Regions from separate parts of the Mus musculus genome. Here region 2 is linked to region 1. The links are chromatin loops, found by intact Hi-C in ENCODE. Cell type or tissue: left cerebral cortex. All regions are shown on one strand. Links, peaks and the distances in the headings refer to the core of each region. The heading gives the core; the rest is flanking DNA.

Region 1 (16,821 bases), core at 5,574-13,573:
TTTGCTTTGGCCCAATACCAGAAAGCCATGCTGATCTGGATGGTAGGTAGAAGCTAGCTGGGACCTGTCGGTGAGCAGTTTTATAATGACTTCCATGTCTTTGAAATCTAAGATCAAGAACGAGAAACGGGTCTCTCAATTCAGAGATTGGTGTCTAGCAGATATGTGAGCAGCCAAGGGACATATTCCTGTGAACTGTAACTCAGTTGCTTTATTTTTTATTTAGTGTTTTTATTGACAACCATGTGTGTGTGTGTGTGTGTTTGTTTGTGTGTGGATGTGCACACACGTACACGTGTGCTTTGAGACAGGGTCTCACTATGTAACCCTGATGGGCTGGAGCTCACTGTGTAGACCAGGCTGTCCTTAAATTTGCAGAAATCCTGCTGATTCTGCCTCTCCAGCGCTGGGATTAAAAGTGTGCACCACCAAGCCTGCTTGGGAAAAAATTTAAGAAAAGGAAAAAAAATGTGGCCTAGATCCCTAAACACAAATAGAAAGGAAGTGTGCTGTCTGAGGAGCTGTAGATTGTAAAGAAAAGGTGAGGTTGCTTTTCCAGGAGCATGCCTCCCAGGTGACCTTCCTCGGCCGTTTGCTGGTCCCACAGTCCGTCTGCATCTACTGTTGACAGCTCTGTATGTACCTCTTTCCTCGTTATTTTATGTGTCCGCATATATCCCTTGCTCAGTAAGTACACACTAGCGTATCTTTAAGCACCAATTTTTTTTCAGTCCTTAGTCTTTTTCTACATGGAAGAGCTGTACTCCTGAGTGAACCCAGCTTCCCTCCTGGCCATGCCTATACACGCAGCTGCGCCATATTAAAGAAAGCCACACAGGATTCTGCTTGCTGTGGCTGAAGAGTCATGACTAAAGATCTCAGATGCTGCACTAACTGCCTCTAGGCAGCTTCCTCTCATCACAGAATGCCTTCTACCCATTCGTCTCAGTCCTAGTATCTTGGGCATCTGTCTGTCTTCTTTCACAACTTGTTCTCTTCCCCAGAACACTATATTTATCATCATCATCATCATTATTATTACAGGATCACTTGTACAATGTATTTGCATCACTTTTATACACTCTAATTTCTCCAGTTTTCCCAATTCCTTCTTGATTTCAGGGCCTCTTTATATATATGTGTGTGTTTATGTGTGATATGTATTGTGCGTGTGTTTATCTCCTACTGATTTTAATTACTGTAGGCTCCATTTGTATATCTTTAGGGATGACCGCTTGAGATAGGAGTGTTGTCCTTGGAAAATCTAACCAACCAACCAGTCAATGAACCAACCAACCAACCAACCAACCAACCAAAGAAACCTGATTCTCCTTTCCTCATTAGCCATTCCTTGCCTATAGCTCTTCATCTAGGCATGAGGCTCTGAAAATTTCCTGCATCTGTGTTGGCATGTGGACTAGTGTGGTCTTTGAAGTTTTCCTGTAGGCAGCCATGTTGCCAAGGGCTCATGGCAGCAACATTTTTGTCCTCTCTAAAAGAAACTATCACACAGAAGTCATCCTGGTCCTCTGGCTCTTAAAATCCTTCTGTTTCCTCTTTGGTGATGTCTCCTTAAGCCTTAAGTGTAGGGTTTATGTTGTAGATGTTCCATTTGGGGATAGGAACGCCACAGTTACTTATCCTCACTGATACCAATCTTAAGTCAGCGAGCATGGTGACCTTGTTTCAGGAGAATAAGGTCAATCAGAAGACACTTCCGTGTTGGGTCACTGGTAAACCTTTCCCCTTATCATTACTTAACACCGCCCATGTGCCCCTCTCTTTACGGTGGTCAACTCTTCTGTGAACACACTGAACCTTAGCACCTTTTGCCTACTGAATGTTCCATGGCCAGACTCTCTCTCTCTTCTCCCTTACCGTTGAATAGTTTTCCATTCTGACTGCCCCCTTTCCATCCACGTACAAACAGACGGTGCCACCCGTCACCCTAAACACAACAGAATACAATCACATTTGTTTTGTCTTGAATTGCCTAATGCTATGCAACTTCTCTCTGTGTATGTGTGTATGTTTGACAAAACTTGAAAACTGAAATCGGAGCTGCTGCTTCCAGCTTCCTCTTCTCCTGCTCTCTCTTAAACACACCTCATTACAAGGAATCAGCTCTAATTAAAGCCACTGCTGACCACAAAACCAGCTCATACTATGGCATCCCTGAGTCCTTACATAACTTAAGCTCCCAGAAATGTTTAGCCCAATCGGTCACTTCCCTGTAACACTACCCCAGAACTTGACCTCTGTGAATCTCTGTTCTTTTGGGGATCATCCAGCCACTGTGGAGGTTTCCTGTTTTATTCCTCCTGGTTGTATTCTCTTCCTGGTCTTCATCCTCCGCGTTGAGTTCCCCAGGAATCATTTCTAGACCTCCCCACTTTCCAGACCACAACCATGCCTTGCAGAGCTCATTTTCCATCCTGGCCTGAAAGGCGCTCCAGATGTTGATGGTCCTCCCAAGTGAAACTTGGAGCCTCAGTCTCCTCTAAGCCTCATATACCTCTATTCTTCTTTCAGAATTTATGTTAAAACAGTTCTTGACTTCACTCCCCAAGCCCCCTCAACCCCATTGCTCTGAATCTAAATGAAAACCACAAATATCCAAGACTATGCTTTATAGCCCCGTACACAAGGATTAATTGGATTTTCACTAGCATTTTCCACACATTTCCCCTGGTGGCTATCTCATTTTTAAAATTGTACTAAAATATAAGCACCCCAGCAATAATATATAGCTCTTAAACATTTTAATTCAGTTGAATAATAAAAAATGTTGTACTAGATAATTAGAAAACGATCTGAACATGTTTGGGAAATGACCCAAGATCAGAAGAAAAAATAATCTTCATATCTAAGTTGAAGCACATGAGTTTTAAAAATGTCCAGTTATGTCGGAAATATTTTGGAGAAATATTTGGTGAAAATATTTATTTACTTTTTTCTATTTTAGTTATGATTTAGGAGTAATAATCACTTTTTAAAAAAATTCCACCTTCCAATGAGCACATCTGGTTTTGACAGAACATTTAGCCATTTTAGTTCATATTAGCCATTTGATAACTTTTAGTGTACTTAATAGCTATTCTAACTTGCCGCTAGTCCTGCAAAGGGTTCCGTAAGTGCTCTGGATACAACTAGTATTCCACTCAGAGCGTTTCTCCATCCGCAGAAGCTAAGCTAACTGTGCTTGTTTTTCCTGACCTCCTGATGTCTCCGCTCTGTTGCCTGTGCATTGTAGACATGAGAGGAACTGCAAAACATTTAACCATAGAGTAACTTATACACATGAGACTCTGTGTGGTGCCGGCAGACAACAAGGAAATAGTTTGACCCCCAGTCTTCCTTTCCTGGCCTATCCTTCTGCTTCCTGCCTAAAGTTGTATTCCTCTTTAAACTAATATATACCCCAAACTAAATATTGTGTTCCTTCATTTTTTTTTTTTTTTGCTTGATTAGGGCCTTCATAAAAATGGTCTATTATGAAGGCTTTCTTTACCCAAACAGAAATAGCATGCTTCCACAGGGTAAACTTGCTGGCACAATGGCCCATTGTAGTGCTGTTTACACACTTAGGTTTTTTTATTGCTTTCAGTACTATGTAATTTGGACTTGCAGCTGATTAGCCAATTAGGAGCTGGAAGGAAGATATGTAACTGTTACCGGCTAACTGACAGAATGATTTATTAGAAGCGTGTATTTGTGGGGTGCCACCTGCTTTGTTGTTTGGGGAGGCCTCATGCCAAACCTAAACACTGGCGTCAGTGGCAGACCTGTGCCCAGCTGTTTTAAAAAAAAACAAAAAACAAAACAAAACAAAAAAACAGGCACAGTTGAATCCCAGTCAAGTGTGATTTGTTTGTTTGCCAGTGGTGTCCGGCTGATTTGAAAATACACATACCTTTCTGCTACCTTTCTTCGGCTTTGATTAGTTTAAGTGAAACCTCACAGGGGTGTGACCCGCTGCCTCTACCCCTCTAATCGTCTCTTCTGTTTCAGTGTTTTCTGTCCTTTCCCATTGCTGCTTGGGTGTCTGGGTCCCAGGTTTACAAGAAGAGACTCCTCTACCCTCTTTGAAAACTCGGACCGTTGGTTTTTTTTCATTAGCCTGTGTTTATCTTGATTTCAGACAAGGTTGGAGGTTTTTTTCATTAAAAATAATACAAGTAATTTTATTTCTATTTTGTTTTAATGTGATTTAGATAGAGCTGGCAACTAGTTTTATAAAGGAAATGAAAAAGTAAGAATTTATTTTTTTGAAAAAAATTTTAATTGAAAATAGATTCTTCTCTCATACAATACATCTGAACCACAGCACCCCTCCCAGCCCCCCCTCCTCTCCCCTCCCAGCCCCCCCTCCTCTCCCCTATCAGCTCCTCTTTGCTTTCCATCAGAGAAGAGCAGACCTCTAACAGACTACCAATCATGGCAGAGCAGGATACAATGAGCTGGACAGGACAACCCAACAGGAGGGAAAGGACCCCAAGAGGAGACAACAAATCAGAGATACACCCTCTCCTACTGTTAAAAGTCCCACAAAAGCACCAAGGTAACAGCCATGACATGCACACAGAGAACCCGGTGCGGATGCCTGTAGGCCCCCTGCTTGCTGCTTTAGTGTCTGTGAGAGCATTATTATCCCTGATTAGTTGATTCAGTGGCCATTTTCTCCTGGGTTCCCCCATCCCCCTCTGACTCCTAGTCTTACCTCCCCACTTCCTTGGGATTCCCAGAGCTCTGCAGTGAGGGATCGGATGGAGAACTCCAGTTTAGACTCTCTCTCTCTCTCTCTCTCTCTCTCTCTCTCTCTTTCTCTCTCTCTCTCTCTCTCTCTCTCTCTCTCTCTCTCTCTCTCTCTCTCTCTCTCTCTCTCTCTCATATGCCTGGCTGTGGGTCTCTGCATCTGCCCTATCTGCTGCTGGAGGAAGCCTATCTAAGCAGGACTGGACAAGGTTTGGATCTGCTTTCCTGGCAGTGGAAAATAAGAATTTAATTGGGCTGTAAGTTTCATCTAGAAACTTTTAAAGAGGGCTGTTCAAAACTTCCTACATTGACAAGAGCCCCAAGAATGTCTGCATTTACTATTGTTGTCTTTATTTTGAAAGGCAACTTATACTGTGACAGGCATATAGTTCATATTCACTAAAATAATGAAGGGGAATGTCAGACCACAGCACTTGATAACTAGCCCTGGAGTTTAAGACAAGGAGTATAGAGCATTACAGATGATAACACAATCCCCTTAACAACTAGCCATAGGGCCTAATCAACTCACATCAGGAGCCCTGGGAGACATGTGCGTCTGTCCAGTCTGCATTTGTTCTGCTGATGGACATGGATATATTTTTAACTGTACTGTTTTAGTGCTTGGAGACAACTTATAGCTTTGACTGGAGATATGATAACTATAGAAGCTTTCTCCCCTGTGCAGTTGAGAAACGTGTTTCCAGATTTCTTCTGCCCCTGGATCCACTAAAGAATCCCTCTCTCACCTCATTTGCCCCATCACTATGATTTCTAACTTCAGGTTCATCACGCACTCAAATGAAAGCTCTACACAAAGTTGCATCTCTCAGTTGCACATAAGTAAAAGACATATTCAGAGTGCAATATATACTTGCAATATAGCACATAAGAGAAACAGCTCGTCACCACAGGGGTCACATGTCCGTGTTGTCTATTTTATACTGTGATGACAGAGACAAGGGGCCTGGTTTTGCCTTCACTCTGGTCCTTTCTCTCGGTTCTAGGGATAAACAGAAGGAGTTAGCAGCTCAGAGAATTGTCACTTCCCTTCAGCTGGGATGAGGCTCAGAGTATGGCTCTAGGGTATGACATTACATTTCTGCCTCTAGGTGACAATATTCACAGTTGCTTCTGTTGCTTCTGGCAGATGCCCTTATATGAGCTACAGAAATGTGTTCAGCTTTCTAAGATACTTATTGTTAGAAATGCCATTATGTGTTCGGCTTTCTAAGATTCTTATTGTTAGAAATGCCATTTAAACTCCATGTCTGTAGGTATGTTAATGTAGAAGACCATGGTCTGTTCCTGGGCCTCTATTATTGTGCCCCAGTACTTGCTTGTTTATGTCAAACTCTCACAGACAGACTGAGAAGTACTCAGCTTTTACAGGAACAGCCCAACAAGAGATGGCGTCACCACCCATCAACCCGTCAAACCTGAAGCCCTCCAAATCTTTTGTCTATCAGCGATAACCACTATTCTGACCTCAGCACAAGGCCAGCACTGCTTAGAGTGGAGTTACAGAGCTTACTTATAGTTTGTGTTTATATAGTTTCCCCTGGGATGTTTTCTTAGTATCTCTCTGCAGGGTTTGTGGATGGTTGCATGTGTTGGCATTCATTCTTACTACTGCTGTGTGAGGTCCTTCTCGTGTGTTTTTAGAATTGCTTTCCATTCTACTTCTGATGGGTTTTTGAGTAACTTTCATATCTTAAATGTTCTTAATAATGGGTGTGTGTGTGTGTGTGTGTGTATGTAGGGGTATTTCTGCCTAGGGGTAGCATTGATGAGTGATAGAGACCTGTGTGTTTAGCTTAGTAATAGTGCAAAATGATTTCCCTGAGTAGCTCTAACAATGTCTCTTCCTTATAGAAGTGTGTAGAAGCTCCTGTTATTCTGTATTTTCTGTAACATTTTGTGGCATAGGTATTTTTTTTTTTAATTTACCTAAAAATATGCAGGCTATTCTGATGGGCTTTCAGTAATACTTTATTATAGTTTTAACTTGATTTTTTTTCTGACTACTTAAATTGTTTCACATTTTTATTTGTTTCATGGCCACTTGAGTAGCCTGTGCTGTGAAATGCCTGTTGAACTTTTTGTCCATTAAAAGAAAGTTAAGTTGTCTCACTTTTAGTTTCTGGATTGTGAAAAACTACTTTTAAATAAAGGGTAGGAACCCTTTTCAGATACATAGAGTAGTCTACTTCTCCACATCTGTGACTTACACTCTATATGTGTGCTGTCTTTGTGTGTGTGTGTGTGTGTACGCGTATGCATGCGTGCATGCACGTGCACATATGTGTGCCCATGTAGGCATATGTGTGCACATGTGTACTCATGGATGTGTAGGCTGAGGTTAACCTCCCGGTCATTCCCCAGGTGCCACCATGTTGTTTGTGAGGCAGAGTCTCTCTTTGCCCTGGGGCTTGCTGATTAGCTTAGGCTCTCTGGAGGTCGTCCTCCTGTCTCTGCCTCAAAGTACTGGGGTTACAAATGTGAATGACAAGAGCAGGCTTGTCTTATAGACTCTCTGGAGATGGAGCTCGGTTCCCCATGGTTGCAAAGGAGGTGCTGTGCCAACCAAGCCCCCTCGCTGGCCCTATTTATGCTCTTTTTGGATCAGCTGAATTTTTTACTTTGTTGAAGCCAAATTTATCAATCTACTTCATTGCTGTGGGGAATTTTTTTTTTTTTTTTTTTTTGGTCTTTAATGTAGTATTTATCTTATGTAAGACCATGAGGGAATTTCTCTATGCTGACTTCCAGAAGTTTTGTCATCTTACATTTATATCTGTCCCTCAAGCAGTGTTTTTGTGTATGGTGTGACGGGGGTCTGGGGTCATTGCTTTCTCCCATGCTCCCATGAGCCTCCATTGTTCCCTAGTAGCTTTACTATGAATCAACGTCTGACTTCTGATCCCCTCGTCTATTTCCCTATCCTTGCACAAATGCCACACTTTATAGTAACTATGTCCGTAAATTCAGGCTTGACGTTCCATCATGTTAGTCCTCCAACTTTGTTCTTAAAGATTATCTGTAGGCATAATGTTTTTGCACACTGTGTAAAGATTGCCCTGTGCCATTCTAATGCAGATTTCTCTGCCCTCATATCTTGTTTCAATCTGGACACAGCATTGCGGTGCTTATACCAAGAATTTCTTGTCTCAGGTTGGTTTAAATAACTCTTAGCATTTATCTTCCACCTTTTCAATAGCTGATCACCCAGTGGCTGTGTAGAATAGAGAATAGAGTGGGGCATCCGCCAACCAGAGGAAAGGGAAAGGGAAAGGGAGAGAGGGAGATTCAGATCAGCCAGAAGATGGAGGATTTGGAGCCATGAGGAAGGGGTCCAGAGAGAGAGGGGGGGGAGGGGGAGGGGGAGGGGGAGGGGGAGGGGGAGAGAGAGAGAGAGATCATGGAAACACATCTGAAGCCCAAAGAGCCAGATTAATAACATGCAAGTATCATGGGATGGAACTGGGAGACAGATTATCAAGCAGGCTAAAGGTAGATCATTTAGCTGCTCGCTATTAAGGTGCAGTTTAAAACAAATATTGCTTTATCTGTGTCTTATTAGGGATTAACCTAAAGTCAAGAAATACAGCGGCCAATTAATTTGCTGTTTATATTTATGTTACAAATAATTCATTTACAATTATCTTCATTATTGTGGCCTGTTTCATTTCCATTTAATGTTAGAATAAGCTTGCCAAATTTTAAATAAAGACTTTAAGCTATTAATTGGTATAACAAAGAAACCTTAAACTATAACTTAGGGAAAATGGACATTTTCCAACATTGTTCTTCCCAGCAATGTAGGCTATTCCTCCATCTCTGTGGGTGGTCTCTAACCTTGCATGCATAAACTCTGTGATTTTTCTTTGTGGAGGTCTTGCTCATTTTCCAGCAGCCACTTTCCTCCTTGGGTCCTTTCTCTTTACTAGCAATCAAAATGTTGCTTTTTTGCTGGCATCCTTAGCAGCCCATTAACAGAGAAACTATTTTGAAACTTGAAGACAGGAAGTGTCCTTCACCTTGAGGAGGAGGTGTGAGCTCCTTTCTGTTGTTTGAGGTGTTGCTGAATGTCTTGTCCAGATGGAACCTTGGATGTCCTTACAAGGAGCAGATGTGTGTGGGCAGAGTGTAGCTTACTATATCGAGAAGTGCACTGAGTGTCTCGAGGTATCACATACAGTTAGCTGAATGAAGAAACCAGTGCGTGCTTTAAGTATCTGATCCATGTTCATTGATACTGAGCAAATGACCGTTCCTAAACAAATGGATCATGTCTTTTACATCCTTCCTACATCTTTGATTTCCTAGTCAGTAGAGCTGACTTAAATAAAGAAAATCCCTTCAGGAGGCAATGAGTCCTACTCAAATGACTGGAAAATATACTCTTTAAGGGGTAAAATATTCTGGAGTTGCCTCTAGTTGCTATCTTTTATTTCCCATCATGCTTTAGGAATAAAGTTTTTCCTCACTGACTTTAGTCTCTCAGCTCCAATTCCCATCCCACACTGGCTCCTAGCCTTGAAGGCCTATTAAACCTGCACTCAATATCAAGGCGTATAGCCCTTCTACTTACCAGAGCCAGTGGAAAAAATGCCCCCCTTTTTTTCATTTGTGGCTGTTAAACTGTCCTCTGAAGGTCCCCTGCCTACCTTGGCATCTCTCCTCTCCTGGTATTTCTGTTCCACAAGTTTTCTTCTGGCTGTTTTTAGGGCTCTCCTCATGCCCTTTATGCAGATGTCCACTTCACATTTCCTGTTTCATGTGGCTTTCTTGATTGTCAGCATTCTGTGGATTTTGGTGTCTGGTCTGGAACTATCTAAGCATCCAAGTGAGTCCGTCCCTTCATTTCAGGGCCCTGAAGACTCAAAAGGGAACACACACATCATAAGGAAACTCCAGTGAGCTGTTTATGTTTGGCGATTGGCACCTTTTCCACCGGGCCTGTGTATTCCTCGCCTGTCTGCGTCTGTGACAAATACCAGAGAGAAGTAACTTCAAGGTACTGATGATTTAGCTCGCTCAGGATGTTAGAGGTTTCAGGTCCTCGTGATGGAGAGAGCATTGCAGCAGTTTGCCAATTGGAGTGAGTCAGGAGAGAGGGCAGGGAGTGGGGAGTGTGGGCATGGGCTTTTCTGCCCTTTGTCCTTTACATCGTCTGCTGCCCACACGTAGGGCAGGTCTTCCTAAGCCTACTTTAATCCTTAAAGTGTGCTTCCATAATCTAATCCCTTCTAATCCAATCAGGCTGACCATCAGGATTAGCCATGGGTTTTCTTTGTCCACTTGCTAACCATGTCCATGGTCAGCATACTGCTTTAGGCTTTCCCTCAGTATCCTTAACATCTCTGTAGCCTGCCTCCTCTTCTGTGTATCAGTCACCTTTTCTCTCTTCCCACATAACCCTGTACCTGGCTTGCTTGAACTACTTCCTAACTGGCCCGTCTGTCTTCAATATTTGGACCCTCTAGGCCAGGATCAGTAGGGTTTCTACAGTGGGCTGCTCCTCTGTCTAGCTCACCAATAGGCCAGTTCTTCCTTTAGCACAAAGACCTTTGCTATGGCTTTATAAACTCGTGATGACACAGTATCACCTCCTGGTGTTTCCAGGCTCATCTCTGGACATGGCTTCCTTCCCATTCCTGTCCCTTGCTTTACTCTGCCTCTTCCTTCCCATTCCTGTCCCTTGCTTTACTCTGCCCCCCCCCCCCGCTCCTTGTTTTGCTTTTCCCAGAGTAGGCTGAGCCTTATTTCTCACTCTCCTCATGTCATTTGTCAAGTCTCAGCTTAGATAGGACATGTTGTAGGGGAAACATGTTCTCATCCACTACCTCCATTACTATGTACCATACTGTAATGTGTTATATACATCGGCCTCACTGTCAACTCAGCGAAGGCAAGGGACATATTTGTATCATCCTATGGTGTTTTTATAAGTAGGGACCGTGGCAGGCTCTGTGGATGCAAAGATGAAGGACTTTTGTCTCAGCCCACAAAGCTCTCACAATGTGAAAAATGAAACGAACAGCAGCAGGTGTTATCATGCCATTTGATGAGTTCTGTATGACAGGTGTTTTCAAGAAGTGGTAAGAGGAGCACCTTCGGGGTCAAGTGAGTTCTCCTGAAGTGTGTTCTGGCATCCCTAGAGAAACGGCGCGTAGAGGATAATCCTGAGAGTGACGATCACCTCCAGAAATAGCCCTGGCAGCCCTTCAGTCAGTTTGCCAGCTCATCTCCAGAGAATGTTCATTGGCTCTTCAGATGCAGAGAACTGCATGGGAATTAAGTTTTAACAAACAGTAGCTCAGCATGTAGATAAATAACACGTGGTTAATGGAAAAAAATAGCACAAAGGTGCATTTTCAGGGTACTTAGTTGAGATTTGAAAGAGTAAATATTTTGTCCTGTGTGCTTCGGGACTCTCTGACAAAGTCCTGTGTGTAGTGTCCAAATATGGTGACTTTGTCTGAAAGTACAATTGTAAAGCACAATTTGCCTTGTATGATTTCAGTCTGATATCTTTTAAATATGATGGATTCCATAAAAAAATCCTGTGAAATGAGACCTTTATTACTGCTTCCCTCTGAGCACCCTTTGTGGCAGACAGCTGTTCTAGCAATTCCTATGTATTCTACCCAATTAGCAGGATGGTGGACACAACCTTCTATAGATAGCAATTAGGTGATATTGTAGCAGTCAGAGAGGGCTTGTCCAGATCAAGGAATTCCACTTTATTACATGGCTGTCTATGGTAGTAGACCATGAATGAGCATCAGAGTGTTTGGCAGAGTCTCTAGAATTCATGTCAAATTGGCCACTCATGCATCTGAGGAGAAAGGGTATAATTTCTTTTTTTAACCCCTGTTTTCATTTTTGAAGAAGAAATGATTGGCAGCCACCACGTTCTGAGCTACGTTCGTTATATTTATTGGTTCCGTCACTGTTGTTTTTGAGGGAGTAGATAGTAGCCTCTGCCCCACTCTGAGTTATCTTTGTGCTGTGTGTTGAAATGGTTCCCGGGCTGATGTCAGCATTAAATGGGAGCCTGGATTCCAGGTGTTTCCCAATGTGAGCGCTCACGTCTTCGTGGGAAGTTCATGCAGTAAATGTTGTATGGCTGTTTTCCAGAAGACAAAGCAGAAGCTGAGAGAGTGAGAAGTACTTTCTGAAAGGCAGCAGGCTATCTCCTCTAGTCAGGTGCCCTGGACATCAAAACATAATAATGAGTATCACACAACCATCCTCACAAGGCTCTGTAACCTAGGACAGACAGACAAGAAACAAAAACAAAACAACAGTAATAATATTAATAAAAGTCATGACAAACCTACAAAATTATACATTCCTAAATCCAAGGGTGGAGAATATGTGGCATAAATCCTTGGTACCTGGTAATGTTAGCTGTGTTTTATCAAGGACCAAAATTCAAGAACACATGCCAAGCTGAAGTAAAATTTAACATAGTATACAAAATTTTCCATCAACTTATTGTCTCCCCCAGGAATAATTGACATGTAATATAGATCTTGGTATGGGTTCAGTTGTAAAATTTAGTGTGTTTTTAAATTTCTCTTCTTTAGCAATTATTGTTTTGTTTTGTTTTCTAGCGAGGAAATGATTGCTAGCTGTCCAAATTAATGGAACTCACCAGTCAGCGTAGATCCTACAGTTTGTTTTCTGAGGCCTTAGCTTCTTACCCCTATTTCTTATTGAGTTTAAAATTTTAAATTGCACTTTATTTTTTGATTTGTGGCTCTTGGATTATTTTTTCTTAAAAATTTCCAGATAGATGCTTCTAGAGGAGGTACTGTGTACTGTATTAATGCCTGGTGGAATTTCTCCAGGGGACGTTGGCTTCGTTTCTTCCTTTTATCCAGAGCGATTGCAGTGTAACCAGTGTTGTGATGTAACTGTATCTTATATTGGTATATTCAACCTTTTAAAAATATAGTTTTGTTCATGTACAGATTTGGCTAGTGAGTGTTCTCTTTTAGTGTTTACACATATACATTATATGTTTATGAGAACAAAGCAAATACAGAAGGTATCACTTTAGTCAAAAAGATGTCTGAGCCAAGAAATTTCCGCTTATATTTCTAGTTATTCGAAACAATCAGTCCATAGTCATTATTTTATAAACATATGATGCTTTTATACCTATTTAGTAGAATTTTCAAATCTATAATCTTTTTTAAAACTTCCTTTCCTAGTCCTGGGAACCTAAGGCCGTGTTTATGGTAGGCCAGCCCTCTACCACTGGGGTATATCCTTAGCCTTTTAAAAGATTTTTCTTACTGATGTTTGTTTTTTATTTTTTCACATGGGGTTTCTCTGTGTAGCCTTGGCTGTCCTGGAACTCAAGCTGTAGACCAGACTAGCCTCAAACTAAGAGTTCCACCTACCTCTGCCTCCTGAGTGGTGGGATTAACGGTATGCACCACCACCAACCAGCAGGTCTTTCCAAAAGTTTTTCATTTCGATCTGGGAATTGCCAAGGCAGGCCTAAAACTGTCTATCTCGTTGCGACAGCTCCTGAGTGACTGACTGGGAACAGGCATTTTGATTCTGATGTATTCTCTTTCTCTCTTTCTTTTGCCCAGTGTATATGAGAACATAATTAATATGTGAGATTTATTCTACAATCTTTCTTTGGGACCTATTTGCTATAGCCACACTTGGATCTTTTCAATGTAAATAGCCTGAATTTATTCTGGGGCTATGGGCTCCCATCTCCCAGATGTTCACACCTCCCAATACCCGCCTCTCCTGCTTCTCATTGGGCTTCAGGCTTTTCTCTGACCGTCTGAGCTACATGATCTATCTCTAATTATTCATTTGACACCTCTGTACCCCAGTGACCTTGCACTGCAAAGCACCATAGTCCATCAGTCTCATACTGTCCCAAACGGAAATGACCCTGGGCCCACATACATCCTCTTAATCTAAAAGCACATACTAATGCCTTTATAAGTAAGTGCCTATATAAAAAAGGTACTTACTTTTTCCTTTAAAAGCAGGTCATGATAAAGGAGAGAGGCATGCCTGTAGTTCCCTTGTTCCATGCCATCTCCTAGTTGGTGTTCTGTGAGGCATGCAGAAGGCTGTTCATAAGGGTGTGTGGCTCCAACTTGACGAAATTTGTCCTTGTTTCCCAAAGGTATAGAACAAAAATAAACACTTGTTTGCATTCCTCATACAAACGAGAACTCTCACATTCTCTTTTTTTCTGTCACTATGAAATTATGAAGTATCTTAGGTATTTTTAATGTATCTAAGATCCATGCTGCCATTTCACTTGGATGGTAGTGGGATTCTTGTAGCACTAGTCATATACTTTCTCAAACTGAAAGGACCTAGAGCCCACATAAATCTACTTAATCTAAAGGCATATATTCTGTAGTTAATAAATAACTACACAACAAAAATTGTGTAATAATAAATAACAAAAAGCAAACTTGAAAATATGATTCAACTACTTGTGGGAGTTTACCACGTACACTGGCAAACTCCAAGGTGTTCTATTTGAAGGTCAGTATAATGTGGAAGTCGCCAATTGGAGCAGATAATGTCTGAGAAGGGGCAAAACCTTATAAAACTTATCTTGAAACATTTGCCTAGGAGGTCCTATTTCCCATGATAAAGATCAGTATTTAGAGACAGTTTTGCCTTCATCTACACCTGAATTATATAGACAGAATGTTGGAAAGAGCATGTCATAGATTTAAAATACTTACAAGAGACATTTCTGAGGTTAGGGGTTCTTAGCTAATTGGCTTTATTCATGCAATTTCGCATTCACTTTCTGTTGCCGTGTACACGTCCCACACAGGTTCTGGGTTGTTGTCTGATTTTAGGTCACATATCAGTTAAGATCCCATCTGATCCTGACTCGGGTCAAGAGCATCTTTGATTTAGGTTTTAGATTCTGTAGCCCTTTAATGATGTCATCCGGTGCTGAAGCCATCTGTGAGATAAATTGTCTTGATAAGTAAAAACTTGGAATGTATTTTATGGTATTAGAAGATTTAATTCACTTTTACAAACATTTCTACTCCTAAATGCATCCTCCCTTCCCCTGCATAATGACTCCCTGCTATTAATGTGCTGAAACTACACATCATATATTTGGCAAATACAGACACTAGTATGTTGGAGGTTAGGCCTGTCTGGACATATTCTAGACAGCAAATGCACAACCATTTAACAGCCTGCATTTCCTCACTTACAGTTTACTTAGAGTTTGTAGCTAGTGGTTAATCAATAAATACTTGTTTAAGCGATCAATAGTGGTTTTAATTCCAGGTTAACAAGGATCCCTGCTGCACTAACAGTTTATATGAACTCTATAAACGTCTCCACTTTTTGAGTAGTTCGTGGTGTCAGAGTAGGACCCTCCCAGTAGCTGTGGACATGGAGGCGGAACACTGGCAGGTTGGGCACTTCCTATCATCATTTGCTCCAGAGAAGGGAGTCCGTGGAAAGTTGGCTGCTGTCCCCTTACTGAGTTTTTATGCAGTGTGGTTTGACTGTACCCTTGCCTGTGGGGAACATATGTCAATACCTTCTCTAGGTAACTGTCCACCTTGTACTTAAATATTGTTACGATTTTCCTTGACAAGTCTTGTCTTCCCATGCTGCTTATCATAGCATATTATTTCTGACTGAAAGGATTATCATTCTTTTGTTATGGCCAAATGTATCTCTTGCTAGTGCTGACTTATGGCTCGTTCCATAGATTTCCAGTAATGAGACGGAGTGCTATGAGGTAAACATCTGCGCACATGAGCGGGGGGGTTTTAAATCACAGCCTGCAAACCACGGAGCTTCGTGGTGCAGTTAGTCCATCTCCTCAGAAATGCCTGTGGTAAAGGCTTCTTGAAAATGGCCAGGCTCCAAGCAGGTCACTTAGGTGACACTTTCAGTCATTTGCGTGATAGGTCCATGTTGGCTTGGTGAGGCTGACCTCCACGGGTCAGGGAGGACAATTCACCAGCCGGGGAATTGATGGACATAGTCTCAGCGGGAGGGAGCATGAAATACTTTTAAACACATTGATGACTTTGCAGTGTAGCATTTAAACATGTAACCGGTCATGGATCCCCCAGTCACGGATGACCGCCCACTTTGTGACTGTGCAATGGCTATAAGATGTTCAGACGTGCCTGGGGGGAAGACCGTGAAAACAAACGCACGGCAGATCTCTGCGGAGCTCTCCTGTCCGGCTCTGCAGTGAGTCGCTTACCTCGTGCTGCTGAGTTACTTTTGGCCTTCGCTCTTGATCCCATGACAGGAGAAGACATGCATTACTAAGGAGTCAGAGAGCTGTGGAAGGGGGGACTTCCTCAAAGAGCTTGTGTTACAGTCCCTCTGGGTGATGGTGTGTCTCTCCTTCCCATGTGTTGCCCAACTCCTTCAGGAAGCTCCCCCCTCCCACACAGACACTGTAGGGGCTGGTTTCCAGTAAGAAGATCACTGCAGCTTTTGGGAACTAAAAACAAAACAGCCATTCCTGCACTGCGAGGCTTCATATGATGGGAGGAAAAAATACAGGAGGGGCCAGAGTTCATACCACTTTCCTGAAGGTTTTATTGACTTTTCTGCAGGGGAGAAATCTCTGTGTCTTCCAGATATATAATTCATTTTATATATGTGTATGTCACACAAACATCTGTCCTATATATGTATATGTCACATATATGTATGTGTCACATATGTGTATATCATATATGTATGTATATGGCACATGTAGTCAGACTATAGGAATAAATAAACAACATACAGTCTACTGTCTTCTCTTCTTTGCATTGTATATATTCTTTGCAATATACATAGATTCATCCAATGCCAGGTTATGCCCTTATAGTCTCTAACTAGAAAATCCCAGGTAGGTTTGGTTTTTTATTTCTTCATCATTTCCGCCTTAATTAATGCTCTTGTCTCACAGAAGCTCCTCCAGGCCTTTATGTATAACACGATAACTCTGGCTGCCTCCTTCCCATCTGTTCTCTCCCCAGTTCCTCGTTCCATGCCCCGTGCCACTTCACTTCC
Region 2 (16,821 bases), core at 2,902-10,901, 62 kb after region 1:
ATGAAACATCTTTCTCTAGATCACGGTTAATCATTTAGTATATGATTTTAGGACATTGATAAACATCCATTCTTCTTTTGAAAAATAAAGGGAAAATAGATTATTCTTTTCATCCAAGCAAGAACAATAATTTTCTATTGTTCTTTCCACCTTTAGATCTGTAGCTTGGGATGAGTTTGCACAAAGTGCACTAGTTAAGATTTACCTTAACAAATAAGCACAAGAATTAGCTCTGATTGGTGGAATTGTTTCCCACTAATTGCAATCCCTCTCATCCCTATGAATAACGTTAATGCGATTGGCCTTATAATGTGACTGTCATATATATCCAGGTACTGGTGTTTGCAGGGCCTCTTTCTCTACGTGCTACAACTGTTGCCTTCACTTCACATTCAACAATGTGACTCATATTCTTGCTTTAACTCACCACAGACTGAACCCCAACAGATGCCTGCATTTCTCCAGGACACAGTTCTCATAGCTACCCACATTTGAGCCATCTGCAAAGGGGTACTGAGCCAAGTGACCCCTAGATTCTCCCTGGTTTTAGTATTCACGAAAAGTATAAGTGATATAAATTGGTATGAATGATCTGTGAAGTTGTTCACAATGGGGTCCACTATCAAAGTCTTGAGTGTCTCAAATTAGTTCCATTATGAGGAACTTACAACTTATTGTGGACACTCAAGAGGTATACTGTGGTCATGCAAACACAGGGCCTGATACATAGTAGGTCTAGTAAATATGGTTCTATAAAATAAAATAAAATATAAAGCCTCTGTAGCAAATGATCCTTACTTATATAATCAACAATGAGTTAATGTCAAACACTGGAATTCCAAGAAAAATGCTAATAGAAATCTTATACTTATAGAAACTCGGCATTTGTACATACTTCTTACATGACCAGATAACAAAGATTCTAGGGGAAAAAGTGTGTCTACGATATAAGGTGTATATCTCTGGACCAAGAATTCACATCTTACTTGAGCACACTTAAGCTTTTCTCCTCAGTTGCACCTATTGGAAAGAGTGCTGCTTAGATTAAAATTTGACTGCTAATCTTCACACATATGGCAAATGTGGACTACTCAGACCACAGCTATTTTGCTACATTCCATGGTGTCTCATTTATTTGTTTGATTTGCAGCTATAGCAACTAGATTCCACCATGGTCGGCTTTTACACAGCCGCACACTGCGATCAGTTCGGTGGACGCTTGGCACTCAGAGCCAGATTCAATTGAAGACATATGCACAGATTCACTTACCACATTTTAAGAAATGTTTTTCACACAGGGTTAGACCTGTGCTGTTTGTCTAAAATACCAAAGCAACCTTCTGCAAGTCTGGCGGGCGATTACGGACGCTGCAGCTGCCTTCTCCATAACATCTCAAATCTTTGGCTTTCTCTTGCTGTACTCTTCAAGCACCCACCTGACTTTGAAGCAGGCTTCTTGCCTTGCGCTGGAAGATCACCCCTGTGAAACTAAAGTGTTGCCCTGGTGCCAGGCCATTGCTGTAACATCCACACAGCTCTGCACAAAAAGAACGGTTGCAAATGACCCTGAAATGGAGTTTTGCCAAGTCACTGAAGTATGGGACTTCAAGAAGTACCATTTCTCCAGGGACTTAGGGAATGTGTGTGATAGTGTCAGGAGTAGTGCTCTGAATTGGGTATTGGATTACCAGATCTTAACATCTCTGTAGAGTGATCTTCCCTCTTGGCTTTGAGAGAAGCACACTGTAAAATGTTTAAAAATTAAATGGAAAAATTAAGTAATGAAGAAAATCGGTATCTCACTATTGTTTCCCTTAGGCAAATCTCCCTGGTCTCTCAACCATTTGCTGGAGGAATCAGAGGCTCTAAAAATATTTTTTTTAAATGGGGAGATAGGAACTTAGAATGGATGTGAAGCTAAAATAGAGATGAAGATGCAATTAGTCGGGTACGGCAAGTGGGAAGAGCTAACTCTCCCTTCCGTTGTAAGCTGTTTGTAGGTGGGATTTTAATCCATCAGATTCGGGCTCCAGGAAGGGAGTGTTTTCTCTCTCAGTGTGTTTACCAGCTGAGTAAGCTGTGTTGCTATTGAAACACATTAGTTGATGGTGACAGCACTTACCAGCCCGTGGTTTTCAACATTGCCAAGTGCTGTCTGTGTAGAACCTGGACCTACTTGATGGCACTTCTCATCCCGGCAAGTAGGCTGACCCTCCAGGATCTGGATTAAAGGCAGTCTGGCTTGACTCTTGCTTAGAAGCTTCAGCTCATCAGACTTCAGATTCCTCTCCTGCCCCCGCTCTGCCTTCCTGGGATCTTGTGTGTACACCTGTAGTGAGCCCAAGGTTCTCTGAAGTCTGGCTCAAGTATGACTGAAGGGTAGGGGCAACCCTGGGGATAGGTGGGTCTTCTCATGTGACAGCTCTCACTGTCATACAAAATAAGATAATGCATTTTTTTTCTTGAAAAATAACAAAGGTCATCAACTCTTTTAGAACTCTGAGAAGACTAAGGTCACTCGTACTTTTGCAATTATAGAAGTATTTCATGTCACTGTCCTGGTAAGTGTACCTTTGTATAACAATGGGAGCATACTTCAAACAAGCTCTCCTGGACATTCTTTGATACTTCATCTGGGACTTCCCAGTAAGTCACTGGTATTTCTTTAAGTTTGATTGGAGTCACTAAAACAAAGGCATCTCTCCTGATAAGCTCAAGCCTTCCCTTGCATCATTCTTAGAGGCCTGCAAGTCAGGCATGCAACTGAGCTCGACATCAAAATGATGCACTGTGGTTGTTTACACAACTGTTCACTTAATGCAGTGGCACATTAAAGTCAGCAATGCTGCTGAGTGTGATGTCACAAACCTGGACCTCAAGCACTTGGAAGGTAGAGGCCGGATGATAAGAAACTCAACATCTCCCTTAGCTTTATAGTAACTTCAGTGCCAGCATCAGCTACGTGAAAGTATGTCTGAAAAAAAAAAAACAAAGCAGGCAAGCAGGCAAGCAGGCAGGCAGGCAGGCAGGCAGGCAGGCAGGCAGGCAGGCAGGCAGGCAATAACATGCCTTTAACCAAAACAAGCAGGCAGGCAAGCAAACAACAATGCATTTAACTAAAATAAGCAGCAAGCAGCAAGCAACAAGCAACAAGCAGGCAAAATGGCATTTGCAAAACTGCAGTCATAATCTTGAGGTCAAGCTAGGTGATTGTCCACCAAGTCTTGCTAACGATCATATGCTAGATTGATTCCCACAGTTTGGGTACTAGAAGTCAAGGTTGGGGTGTGGTCGTGCACAATAACCTTCTGGGTTCCAGCCAGTACTTATATCATGCTCTCAAATGACTGGAAGGGTAAACGGTTCCTATAACCCTTTCATTCGGCTGGAAATCAAGCCCCTTCACGAATGGACCTGGCCACCTCTAAGGCTTCCCCTGCTGTTCTGTCACTGCATGAGTTTGGCTTTGAACCTCGAATGTTTGAGGGAACACGTTTGTGCTTCTTCAGGAGAGCACAAGAAAGAGGCAGAGATCACTAGGACTTGGGATACTCAAGATGGTGGCATACTTTGTAGATCACAAAAGCCAAGAGACACACCAAAAGAAGAAGGTCACAGGAGTGAGATTTAATGAGACAGTGTCTGTGTTTGGTTGGCTGATGATGACATCAGCAATCCTATTTCCTTTCTCGCTATGGGCTCGCTTCATTGTCTCTGTAGTAAATATTTTAGGTATTATGGAGAAGGAAACTAACTGTTATTCTAAGGAACCCAATAGTACTTAACTTTAAACCATACTTACTATTCTAGACATTTTAGAACCATGCGATGTTTTTATATATACAACTTTAAAGCATTTTTGATGTGTACATTTGTGTGTGTGTGTGTGTGTTGTGTGAACTACATACATGAGTGTGTGTGTGTAGAGGACTTGTGTGTGTGTGTTGTGTGGACTACACACATGAGTGTGTGTGTGTAGAGGACTTGTGTGTGTGTGTGTGTTGTGTGAACTACATACATGAGTGTGTGTGTGTAGAGGACTTGTGTGTGTGTGTGTTGTGTGAACTACATACATGAGTGTGTGTGTGTAGAGGACTTGTGTGTGTGTGTGTGTTGTGTGAACTACATACATGAGTGTGTGTGTGTAGAGGACTTGTGTGTGTGTGTGTTGTGTGAACTACATACATGAGTGTGTGTGTAGAGGACTTGTGTGTGTGTGTTGTGTGAACTACATACATGAGTGTGTGTGTGTAGAGGACTTGTGTGTGTGTGTGTTGTGTGAACTACATACATGAGTGTGTGTGTGTGTAGAGGACTTGTGTGTGTGTGTTGTGTGAACTACATACATGAGTGTGTGTGTGTAGAGGACTTGTGTGTGTGTGTGTTGTGTGAACTACATACATGAGTGTGTGTGTAGAGGACTTGTGTGTGTGTGTGTTGTGTGAACTACATACATGAGTGTGAGTGTGTAGAGGACTTGTGTGTGTGTGTGTTGTGTGAACTACATACATGAGTGTGTGTGTGTAGAGGACTTGTGTGTGTGTGTGTTGTGTGAACTACATACATGAGTGTGTGTGTGTAGAGGACTTGTGTGTGTGTGTGTTGTGTGAACTACATACATGAGTGTGTGTGTAGAGGACTTGTGTGTGTGTGTGTTGTGTGAACTACATACATGAGTGTGAGTGTGTAGAGGACTTGTGTGTGTGTGTGTGTTGTGTGAACTACATACATGAGTGTGTGTGTGTAGAGGACTTGCTCCTTAGGAGCTGTTCACCTTGATTTTTGAGACAAGGTCTCAAGGCTAGGCTGCTTGGGTGGCAAGCCCCAGGAACACACCTATCTCTTCTTATACAGCAGTAGGATTACATATATTCACCTCCATGATGGCCTGCCTTTCTTCTTTTTCCCTCTCCCTCTCCCCCTCCCCCTTCCCCCTCCCTCTCCTTCTCTTTCTCCTCCTCTTCTGTCTCCTCTTCCTCCACCATCTCCTCTCTTCCCCTCCCCCTTCTTAGGAGTTCTAGAGAACAGAGATCTGCCTGCCTACAAACCCAGCACTTACCAATGTACCCATCTCCAGAGTCCCTGTAGGTCATTATCTTATTGAAAGACTTCTTTCCACATCCTTGCACAGGTCCCAGTTGAAGAGGGGCCTCCTTACCAAAGTCCCAAGTAAAGATTTTATGAACCCTATTCTAACACAATGACACTTTATCATCTGCTTTTAAGGCTGAGGTTTCCTGCATCTCTCAGAAGTGCCGGAGCGTTAACCATATGTGGGGTACGACTGTATCTGTTAGACATTTTCTATTTTCTTCAGTTGACTTTATACCAATGTAGATGATTAAAGGAAATACAATCCTTACAGAAAACTCATTCCCCTTAGAAGCCAGATCTGCCTTTAGCAATTTACATGGCACTTTCTCTTTTAGAACTCATCACTATTGAATTCATGGTGGTTGTCTTAGTTAGGGTTTTACTGCTGTGAACAGACACCATGACCAAGGCAAGTCTTATAAAAAACAACATTTAATTGGGGCTGGCTTACAGGTTCAGAGGTTCAGTCCATTATCATCAAGGTGGGGGCATGGCAGTATCCAGGCAGGCATGGCACAGGAGGAGCTGAGAGTTCTATGTCTTCATCCAAAGGCAGCTAGTGGAAGACTGACGCCCAGGCAACTAGGGTGAGGATCTTATACCCGCACCGACAGTGACACACCCATTCCAACCAGGTCACACCTATTCCAACAAGGCCACACCTTCAGATGGTGCCACTCCCTGGTCCAAGAATATACAAACCATCACAGTGGTCAACCCTGGCTGGCTCAGGCATCACCCTCATAAGATCTGATGGATTCAGACTGGGGGAGAGGAGCACACCACCTGGATTTTTAAAACGTTCCCTCCTGCACATGGCTTTTGAAGCACGGTTGAGGACCATTGAATTTATTTGCCTCTGTAACATCCTTGAGGTTCAAGGAAAGAGACTTATTGAAAGAACCATAGAGGTAAGACACCTTGGACACAGCTGGAGCTAACTGAATGGTAGTGGTGGCAAAGAGACCAATAGCTGTGATGGAACACCCAGCCACACTCAACTCTAGGAGGCTGGTTAACAAAATATGGCTTCTTTGCCTTGATTTCTATGGGACTAATATACTGGCACCCTCTCTAGATTGTAGGAAAAATGAATTAATATTACCACTTATTAAAGATTAAAAGTATACTCTATGTGTCAATTGCTATTAATCCTTGAAAATATTTATGGAGTTCAATGGTCTGTAACTAATTAGAGACTGCAGTTAACAGGGGATATGGGTTTCCTCAGCGCTACATGAAACAAAATATAAATCTTTTATATAACTCTATTTCCCCTAGAAAGGTTTTTTTTTTTAACTTGTCAGAGGGATTTTTAAACTTTTATTTTATTTTCTTGGATCCCACTGCTTTTCCATAAATCCTATAAGCAGAATTACAGTGACGTGAGTCATAGTCTTAACACATTTTTGGAGGTTCTCCCGCCAATGCAGCTTAGACTGGGGGAGATTCCTGAGAGCAGTGTGCTTGGGAAAGCATGGGTGGGAGGAGAGGGAAGGCAAGAGAGGTGAGAATGAGGACAGAGGAAGGGAGAGAAGGGGGACAGGAGAAGAGAGGAGGGAGACGGAAGGAAATGGTCTGCTTTAGATCACATTCGTTTTTAAACTTAACGACAATAGAAAGGTGCAGCTTTCCCATTCCCCTAGCAATGTGTGTTAGGCAAGCCTCAGATTTTTTTTTTTTTTTATGAGCTAGCACTTGTAACTCAAAATAGTTTCCCCACAAAACTTTTGCTACATAAGTGGTAATTAATTTTCAAGGCTAGCTTATACATTCCTTCTATTCTGTCTGAAGGTGAATTATTTGGGCGCTGGCAGTGCTTAACACTAGACTGAACAGTTGAAATGTGGTAGACGTGAAGAATATCAAAGAAATAAATCAGTCGTTGGAATCCCTAGAAGTTTTCAACATGAACACTGGCAGTGGAGGGGAAAGAGCTGTGATGTGAGGAGGAGTGGGAGGCTGTGCAGATACCTCGTGTGCTTATTTGCAAGAGTCAATCCTCGAGAACCGTGTCTCATTTCTTCCCACTCTGAATCTTGATGGGCGAGATGTCATCTGCCCGATGGTCCTTGGCATTCACGCAAGCAGACAAGGCAGAAAGACCCCTTTCCCCTGTGAAGCTCCTCCGTGGTTGGGAGAAGGGAAGTGCAGTCACGTGGTGATGATGACTGTGATTTTTCCATCTTTGGGTTTCCAACCCAAATCAGATTCGTATTGGAAGAATATTAAAGTTCATGCCGATTTACAAGGAGTTATGACAACACTTATCAGATACATTTGATGAGCGAGGACCTGCTATGAATCAAGTACTCTACCTCTGCATGGACAGTCCCAGGGGCTTCCAATGAGCAGCACCGGAAAGCTTCCATGACACACTCAGGATACCACAGAGCAGAGAGACACACAAACAAATTTGTTTCTCCTACTCATGCTGAAAGGGGGGAAGCTTTTCTGTGAGCTGTACCATTGCAGGGTTAGTAGGAAGTGGGTATTTCTTAGTTTGGATTGTATTGCTGTGACAAGACACCATGACCATGTCAAATATTATAAAGGCAAACATTTAATTTGGGCTGGCTTACAGTTTCAGAGGTTTAGTCCATTATCATCATTGTGGGAAGCATGGTAGCATCCAGGCAGACATGGTGCTGAGAGTTCTACATCTTGGTCTAAAGGCAGCAGAAGGAGACTGTGTGCTACGCTGGGCATAGCTTGAGCATAGATGACTGGAAAGCACTCCTCCATAGTAACATTCTTCCTCCAGCAGGCTCGCATCACTTGTGCCGCTCACGATAGGTCAAGCATTCAAACACATGAGTCTATAGGGGTCAGACCTAGTCAAACCACCAAAGGTTTCATCAGAGAAACCTCATTCTCTCATCATCAAAGAATAAGGAGGACTCATAGTAAGAGACCAGACCATTTATAAAGGGGTTTCCTCAACAGATAACACCCTTATGCCTGAGACTGTTCTGGGTGCTGATTTGTTTCCTTTTAAGGAAAATTATAAGGGAATGCTCCAAAGAGGGAGGAATGATGTTGGGAATCTTTAGTGATAAGATGATTTGAAGAGCAATTTCTATTTATGTTGGGTATAACTGAAAGAAGAGAGAAAGGTGGTGGGGGGGGGGTCATAGAAATATGGTTAGAAAATAAGCAGAGGCTCTGATCTGTAAGAGCCCAGTGCACCAAAAAGTTGTCTAGGGGTTTCTCCCAAGAAACGAGAGGCTAGTGAAGGTCTTACATGAGCAAGATATTTGGATGTGTGTCTGCTGGACAGACAGAGAGAGAGAGAGAGAGAGAGAGAGAGAGAGAGAGAGAGAGAGAGAGAGGAACTGCATGTGTGGTGTTAGAAACAGCACTGAAGTATGATCCTCCCGAAGCTGACCTGCGGAGAAAGAAGGCACTGCAGTCACCCAGGGAAGACATTTATACCCTGTGTCCTGACTAGAAAGGTGCAGATTCATCCTACCAGCTGAAGGCGGGTGTGGGGAGATTTCTGGGTAAGTGAAAGATGGTTTGGACCATTTTTTCCCAAGACACCTTTCTCTAGGATTGAAGGAGAAGATCTGAAGAATACAGGCAAGATTTGAAGAGGGAGAAAGGGCTAAGGATGGAGCCTTGGCTAGCGCCTACACTAGGGGTGGGTGGAAGAGGAGGTGGTGAAGAGAAACTCGGAAGGAGCCTTTGCAGGGACTGAGGAGTGTCTTGGGAGGAAGGTCTATCTATGCAAAGCCATGAAGGCGAGTGTTTCCAGAAAGAGTGAGGCACAAGCTTCCTAGGCTACAGAGGTATAGCAGCTCGCACAGCTGCCAAGTGTGTGTGTGTGTGTGTGTGTGTGTGTGTGTGTAGACCAAAGGACACCCTCAGGTGACATTCTCTGGAATACCATCCACCTCCTTGGAGACAGGGTTTCTTATTGATCTGGGGCTCACCAGTTGGGCTAGGGCTTTGCCTGTCTCTATCACCTTAGTGCTAGCTTTATGGGCATGATCTCCTATCCACCACACATGGCATTTTATTTAACCTAAGTTCTAGGAATGGAACTCAAGTCCTCATGCTTGCAAGGCAAATGCTTTACTGCCTGAACCAACTCTTAATCTACTGTCATCCTATATAGTTTTCATCTATGTTGTTCTAAATATTAATTTATAAGTAAAAAAGAGAAACTATAGAAGAGCTTGCAGAAAACACTAAAAAGCAGTTATTGAAGTTGGGTGTAGTGGTGTACACCTGTCTGGAAACTGAGGCAGGAAGGTCAGAAATTTAAAGCCGACACACACACATGCAAAACCTCAAAGCAATAACAGCAATTTCTTTGTAGTTCAGAGTGTGAGGAGAAAGTTTCAATAATCCTTGTATATTCTTGTTTGTCACCATATCAAAAGTAACAAAAATCAAAGCGAAGACCAAAAACTGCACACAGGACTTGGTGATTGAGAAGCCTCCCTGCCCTGCTTCGCAGTTGTCCAGCCTGTGATTCAGATCCTTAGGAACGTCAGCTATCTCTAATGACGAGCTGTTAGAGATAGACCGCTTGTCTATGTGCAGATTCGGAGAGCCAGAAATACAGGAAATAGAACTCAATTTGGAGAAATACTTCTCTGGCCAGAAGTTCTGTACTGACACTGTGCAAAGGTCCAAGTCTTTGGTTGTTCTTTAGGGTATATGTAGGGACCCAGAGGGCCAGTGTGAAGTTCCTGGCAGGTATGTCACAGTAGGTGAGCCTGCAGATGGGCCATCCATGCTTCTTGCCTCTTCTCCCAATTTCTCTGCTCCTACTGGCAATTAAAAGGAAAAGAAAAGGGAAAAAAAAAAGCCTCCAGGATCGTAGAATGTTATTGAGTTTGTAGCAGTTGTTATGGTTACCTGCATAGCTTCATTGTTGTATTAATGTGTAATTCCCTTCATTTCTGGAAACATCATCATCATGAAACATAATAATCCACAGACTCTTAGCAAGTCTCTCCAGTGCGGCTCGGAGACGCTGACAACAGTTGTGATGAACGCGTGTGGTTTCTGGGCCACCTGTGTGCTGCAGGCCCAGGAACTAGGACATCATGGTTTAGCAGAAGACAATTTGAAGTTAATAACTCTTAAAAGTTCAAATGCTCGCCAAACAAAGCACTTCTGTTTTTACTGCAGGAAAACTATTGTCTTTCCTAACCAGTTCTTAACGCAAAATTATATTTAATGAATTTATTTCTTGTGTTGTAAAAAGGAGTAAAATAATTAGTTAGTTATTTTCATGCATGTGTATACACATGCACACACATATTGTATATATCGTATGTATGTCTGGAACCCATGGAGGTCAGAAAGGGTCAGATCACCTGGAACTAAAGTTAAGGATGGTTATAAACCACATAGTCACTAGGAACCAAAGCCAGGTCCTCTGCAAGAATAAAAATTGCTCTTAATCGCTGGGTCACTTGCCCAGCCCCATAATAGGTATTTTAAAAAGATACCGTTAGCGGCATTTCTGAGCAAATTCTTCTAAGTCTATTTTCCTCCTCCTGCAGTTGAAGCTGAACAATGCCGTCCATTGAGTTGTTTTCCATGTTAACTGCTTACAGCTGCAGAGGTTGCTAATGCATCTCCAGGTCCTCTTCTCTTTGTTTCCCTGGCAATTAGGGCAAGTCTGTTTTTCAGCTGTTCGTTAGGTGTAACATGTGGCTCATAGGCGCTGGGATGGGAGGACTTTACGTGCTCTGGATCCATGCATCATTCATCCTTAATTCAGCAAACTACTCATTGAGAACATTTGAATAACATGCGTCTACACTGACCATGTTCAGACTTTCTCCCTTTGTGTTTGTATGTAAGGAAATAAGGGATTTCAAGTTTAAAGGAAAACAGGCATAGGTTCTATGCTAGTACTATGCTATTTCATATAAGGGACTAAAGCATCCTAGATTTTGTTTTTCACAGGATCTTGGAACCAGACACCAAGAAATGGCTGTATAATCCTTGCTGGTCTAAACAGTAAGAGTTTCCCATTTCGATGTCCTCAGCCTCATTTCCAAATTATGACGGTTGTGTATTATATCAGCTACTGTGACCCAAATGAAGACACTGTTGATAGGTATCAATTTTAAATGAGTCCTATTTCTTAGGAGAAGTCCCAAGGTTTTGCCCATAATTATTTCACACAACTACTTTCACTGTTTAAAAAAAAAAGAAAAGAAACCAGCTTTGTAAGTTCAGTGTTCAGTGATAAATCTTCTGTTTCAGAAGAGTCCGTCATTGTCAGATATTGTAAAATATCTGCCTCTGTAAGTTAGGTGTACTTGGGAACCAAAAGGAGGGAAATGTACCTTTTCCAGATACTCCTATGTATATACCAACAAGTTCTGTGCTCACTTTTATAGTACAAAGAGCTTTGTTTATTCCCCATAATTAATATCTTAGGGAGGTTTACTATTTTATAGATTTGTGAAATTTCTTGTAGGATATAAGGATATGTATGTATGTATGTATGCATGTATGTATATTTGCCAGAAACCTGCAAGGGAGTTCAAATAAATTGTACCTGAACTAAAACCTAGCCGCCCTTCCAATGTCACTGCTTTTGCAGTATACACTCAAAATCAGCTGCTCAGCATGCCCATGGAACAGAATGACAGCTGGTAGGAACGGGGCACATACATCAAGTTTGATGATCTATGTTGGAAATAGACATTCTCATGCAACTGCTGGAACATGGTAGTCCCAATATTGCTGAGTGTTTTCTCTCTTTGTTCAGATATCAGCTCAACAGTTGAAACAGACTTAGAGTAACAGTTGTTCAACATGGATGGTCTGGAGGCTGGTAGCCCATGTTTTCTCATGAGGCTCTAGAGCCAGCTCTCTCATCTGGCTGCTGTTGGATCCTCTAAGTTTTATCATCATCTTTGTACAAGCCATTTGTAGGGAGCATGTGAAAGAAGAAAGCATCCCAAGTTGCACATCACCTTTGCTCACCAGAGTTGCCTGGTTCCACAGATACGACACAGTAGGGGAGTCAAAGAAGTAGCATTCTTAAGTGCCAGTAGTTGTACCTTTTAGAGGAAAGGGAATAAGAGCCACTGTGGGGCGGTGACAGACTTTGACACATACTTCCTTCCCACTCCTTGATGAAGGTGCTAATAAAAAAGTTCCAGAACACATGAAGTAGAAAAGGGAAGGAAAGAAGCCACGGAGACAAAATAGATTAAATGGGGAACATGTTATTGATTTAAGCAGGGTACTGGGGAAAAAGCTATTCTTTCTTATTTTATGTATATTTGAAACATTCTGCAATAGAAGTTAAAGAAATTCTGGATCTAAAAAATAAAAACAATCTTTGGCTGTGCTTCGGTGTTCACTGACCTCGTATGAACTCCATTGAAGTCCTTCCTAAAGTTTTCAGGGCGTTGTTCTTCTGAGTGAATATTTGTGCTCATCGATTTTATTTTTATAGAAAGAACTTGTTAACAGTTTGCTTTTGGGTTAATTAAATAAAACCTTCCTGATTTCTCCGTGTAGTAATAAAGGGGATGCCAGGTGAGTTTGATGAGGCCCCTTTCGGTGAATAGAATCTAGAATAGACGATAAGACATTCCCTCAAACCTCACTGAAGAAAAATAGACTAGAAGGCCTGTGTTAGATCACATCACACTGAAAAGATCAACAAAAGATTCTTGGATAGGATGTTCTAAACCGTGATGGAAAAGTAAGCTTTTGACCGATGCAGGTGGTTCAGAGAAAAGTCTGGGTAGAGACCACCAAGAGAGAGGCTCCTGGCCAAAGATCATGAGCAGGCCTCTTGCCGACAGCCAACACAGGCACGGGGATTTTATTATGAGTACCTAGAAGTCTCATTTAAAAACAAGACAGTAAATAAGGAAGAGGCTTTGCAAGACTGATGCTTGTACAGGGACTTGTAGCTGTGAGAGTCTGTTGATGAAACAAACATCTCTCACAGTGTTGGGATGTACAGGCTGATGTGGGTGGTGGATGGCTGAAGCTGATAGCCGAAGCTGGAGGCAGATGAGTTTGCTGCTAACGAGACTGGGGGGAAGATTGCTTTGAAAGCCAGGTTTGTTAGCAAATGGGAGTCCTGATGACTGCATCACAATGGAAATGATGTAATGATTTCAGTTGACATTAACGATGGTGTGAGTCATGGGTATAAGAATCTCTCTACTCTCCTCCCCTGCCCCTGCTCACACTCACACACTGAGTTCTCAGTACTATATTTGTGGGTATGTAGGTGTGTCCATGGAGACCAGAGGAGGATGTCACATGTCCCCCCTCCATCTCTTTTTACCTTATTCCTTTGAGGCAGGAATATAGCACTGATTTGGAGGTTGGGGGTGGGGACAGCAAGAGAGCTAGACTCACAACCATCCAGCAGCTCTCTTTACCAGGACTGAGGGGCAGAACTCTCAGGGACTGCCATGCTAAGTGCTGCTGTGCTATTCAGTATTTCCTACATCTCTTGACTCTGTGCAATTTTTAAAAACTTAATTGGCTCTTCCACAACAGTGTCTCTGGTTTTCTTCTAGAGACTACTCTAATTTCCTTGTAGGTCCCTCCTCCATAGAATACTCACAGGACCAAGGCTAGGCTCCAACCCAGTTTCCTAGCAGTCATGCACACACACACACACACATGCACGCACTCCTGCACACACACATAGGCACCACACTGCACACTTCCACTTTCTTAAAATATTTGAAGCATGAACTCACTTGGGTTGTAACTCACCATGTTACTCAAGATGGCCTCATACAACAGTCACCCTGCTTGGGCTACCACCTCCTCCCCTCTGAGCTGGGAATGTAAGTATGAGTCGCAATGATCCATTGGATTACTCAAGGACATTTTATATGCAACATCCAAAATTGAAACATGGACCCTTGTGCCCTTCCCAAACCTGCTGTCTGTCTCAGTAAATACCATCACCATCTCCTTTGCTACTCAAGCCATCAGAGAGAATCATTAGTTTACAAAGATTGAAACTCCATTCTACAACCCCACTGGGATGCCCTGAGCAAAAGCTATGGCTTTAGTAATGTTATTTGCCCAGAATGTTCCTTAATATAACTGAGTTGTATATATAGTCCCGAAAAATAGGAATTTCTGATGTAACTTCACTGTAGCCCAGCAGTTGGATACAGGCACCCATGACCTGTTCCTTCAAAGGTGAAGCTGGCTATGAACTACCAGCTGTAAAAGAAAGTTGTGGGCTACTTATGGTGAATAAGCAACCACATGTGGCAATAGCACCAATTCCAGTGGGCCACAGAAATCCGTGAAATGTGGATGTTCTTCTTGTCTAGAAATTAGAAATCTGTTGCAGCTGTCTGGTGAGGAATGGGAGGTCATTTTCTTCCAATTCCGTCAGGACAGAAGGGGAATGCAGTTAAAGCCCCTCCCCTCCCCCACATCACATGAGGCTGTTTTCTTGGGAAAGACAATGATTTAGAGAAATAGAAAGTTCTTTTACCACATTGGGAGCTAGCAAGGTATTGTAAATGTAGTTAGTGATGTCCCTACCCCTTTCCTACATCTTCTTCCACATCAAACCTAACTGCTGATGCCTGGATCTTCCCGTGCACCAGGGCACTGTCCGAGTGAGCTCACCGAAGTCCTAAGAAGCCCTGAGTTAATTATGTCGCCATAATCGAGAACTGAGGCCTGAGAAGCTGGTGATTGGCCCACGCAAGAAGCTAATGCAAAGCCAGGCTCCAAATTCAGCCTATGGCACTCGTAATGCTGTGTTGCAGAGAAACAACCTCTGAGTGTCTTCATTACCTTGCTGAGGTTGTGTTGTTGATGTAAGATGTACCACCAATATAATTTAGTAGCAGTTTTTAGTAGAGTTCTGGGAATAAAATAAGTACTCCCAAATCAGTGTAGTTAGACCGGGTTTCTCTTCCAAAACTCTAACCACTGTTTTGGGCTCTTTTCTTCTTGATAGTTCCCTTTTATCTCATGTCCAGAAGGCTTTTAGCTCAAGGTACAAGCTACTCGCAGAAAATGGGTAAATTCTTGGTTATCGTCTTCTGAAATCAGGTCTTACAACTCAAGAGATTGGAGAGTTGGGGTTTTGTTTTGTGTGCCTTTTAATAATAAGACAATTTTTCGAAAGGCAAACAGACACTCTTTCCCTGTGGAGGACAGCCTTTCAGTCCCATCAGCAGAAGATTTCGGGAGAAGAAAATATGACGTTGGACAGCCTTCCTGTCCCGGGGTTGACCAGTTAGACCTTGGCAGAGGAATCTCTTGTTTAGATGCTTTGGGCCCTCCTCTCCTTCACTTCTACTTCTGGGTCTATGAAGATTGGAGGGTGGAGTACCAGGATGGCTGAGGTGGTTGGTGGCTAGCCTCCTGGGCTCTCAAATGCTAAATCCAATAACATGGCCGCAGGCTTCCCAAATTTCATCAGAAAGGAAGACCCAGAACACAGCTGACTCATTTCCCCAGCAGTCTATACACAGCCTCACTGACACATTTCTGCTATTACGCCTGCCTCCACCTTTACGAACATCAGAATTGTCAGGGAAATCCCATGGTACAGGGGATCTGGATCTTGAATTCTGGAACATTCTCAGGAAGGAAGCAAACATGAAACAACATTCAACAGCAGAGTGTTTAGGATGGGTTGAGGATAGAAAGATCTGGATTCACGGTTTCCCCAGAGATTGTCCTGGGAGGGGAACAGAGGGCCTACGTGTCCTGGTAAGAGTACGCCATCAACAGATTTAATGAGGTTCCCTGTGCCAAGTAATGTCACCAGGGAGAGCAGTGTGGGTAGAAGTCCGACAAGGATGAGCAGGAGCAAGAGAGCCAAGGGCAATGATGGACCCGTAAGTGCTCCCCCACTGTGCCATGGTGCATGTGTCCCTTCTTAGGACTTAGATCCTAATATTCCATGAGGGGGCAGGGGAAGGAAAGCAGAAGTGGGAATTGGGAAGAGGGAGGGGAACTAGAGTGTCAAGTTGACTGTGCTTAAGTTAGAATTTAACAGAAATAGTGAACAATTGGATTTCATTTCCTGCCTGTAGTTTTAGAGGCAAAGTGGCCGAAGATCACATAGTTACACAACAAGCCTTTCAATGACACAGCCAGACAGCCTGGCTTTTATATGCATACTCTACACGGTCAAGCTGTGCTATACCATTCTCGACTCAACTCTGCTCCACTCACGTTTCCCACAATCAAGCGGAATGGCTCAAGACCTAAGTTAAATTACGTTACGTGTGCAACGTAGTCTCTCCATCTGTCCCACTGCTACATTATCCATATCTTACTCCACTATGGCAAATACTTCCAAATTTCCCCATGAATGTCACCAGAATGAAGGGAAACTTGAAGAGGGGGTGGTGTACACATGCATGTATGTGGAGGGGCTGGTGGTGGGCTCTGTTGTCCAGCATATGTGAAACCAGAGGCAAATGTTGGGGTGCTTTCTCTGGCTGTTCCTCCATACTGTTTTTCAGACAGACTCTCTTTCTGAACCTGGCACTTGCTGTTTTGGCTAGACTAGCTAGCCGATGAGTCACAGAGATTGGCCTCTTCTCTCTCCTGGTGCTGGAGTTATAGATGGGTACCTCTGAGTCTGGCTTTGACTTGGTACTAGGGATCTGAACTCAGGTCCTCGTGTTTCTTCAGCAAGCATTTAGCCATTGAACCATCTCTCTACCCTGAGTAGAACTTTATAAGAGACAAAAGTCAATGCTTTGTTACTTGTGACACTGA

What was found. Peaks named below come from ENCODE experiments on the same cell type or tissue, not always from the same donor. Only the 100,000 strongest peaks of a DNase experiment are listed, where the experiment ranks them.
Region 2: a loop joins it to region 1, with 4 times the contacts of the local background. A loop is called at or near these places in 3 of 42 quality-filtered maps.

What each region holds. Positions count from the first base shown.
Region 1 is chr10:13,837,135-13,853,955 of GRCm38, reverse strand. All of the region lies in intron 1 of Aig1 (androgen-induced 1), which reads left to right. Among named protein-coding and RNA genes, the nearest start is that of Aig1, 23 kb to the left of the region's middle. In left cerebral cortex, for the core only: no CTCF peak of the experiment used is centred there; DNase peaks (open chromatin) are centred at 5,811, 8,873, 9,252 and 10,956; H3K27ac peaks cover 381 bases.
Region 2 is chr10:13,772,652-13,789,472 of GRCm38, reverse strand. All of the region lies in intron 3 of Aig1 (androgen-induced 1), which reads left to right. Among named protein-coding and RNA genes, the nearest start is that of Aig1, 88 kb to the left of the region's middle. In left cerebral cortex, for the core only: no CTCF peak of the experiment used is centred there; DNase peaks (open chromatin) are centred at 6,539, 6,968 and 8,736; H3K27ac peaks cover 510 bases.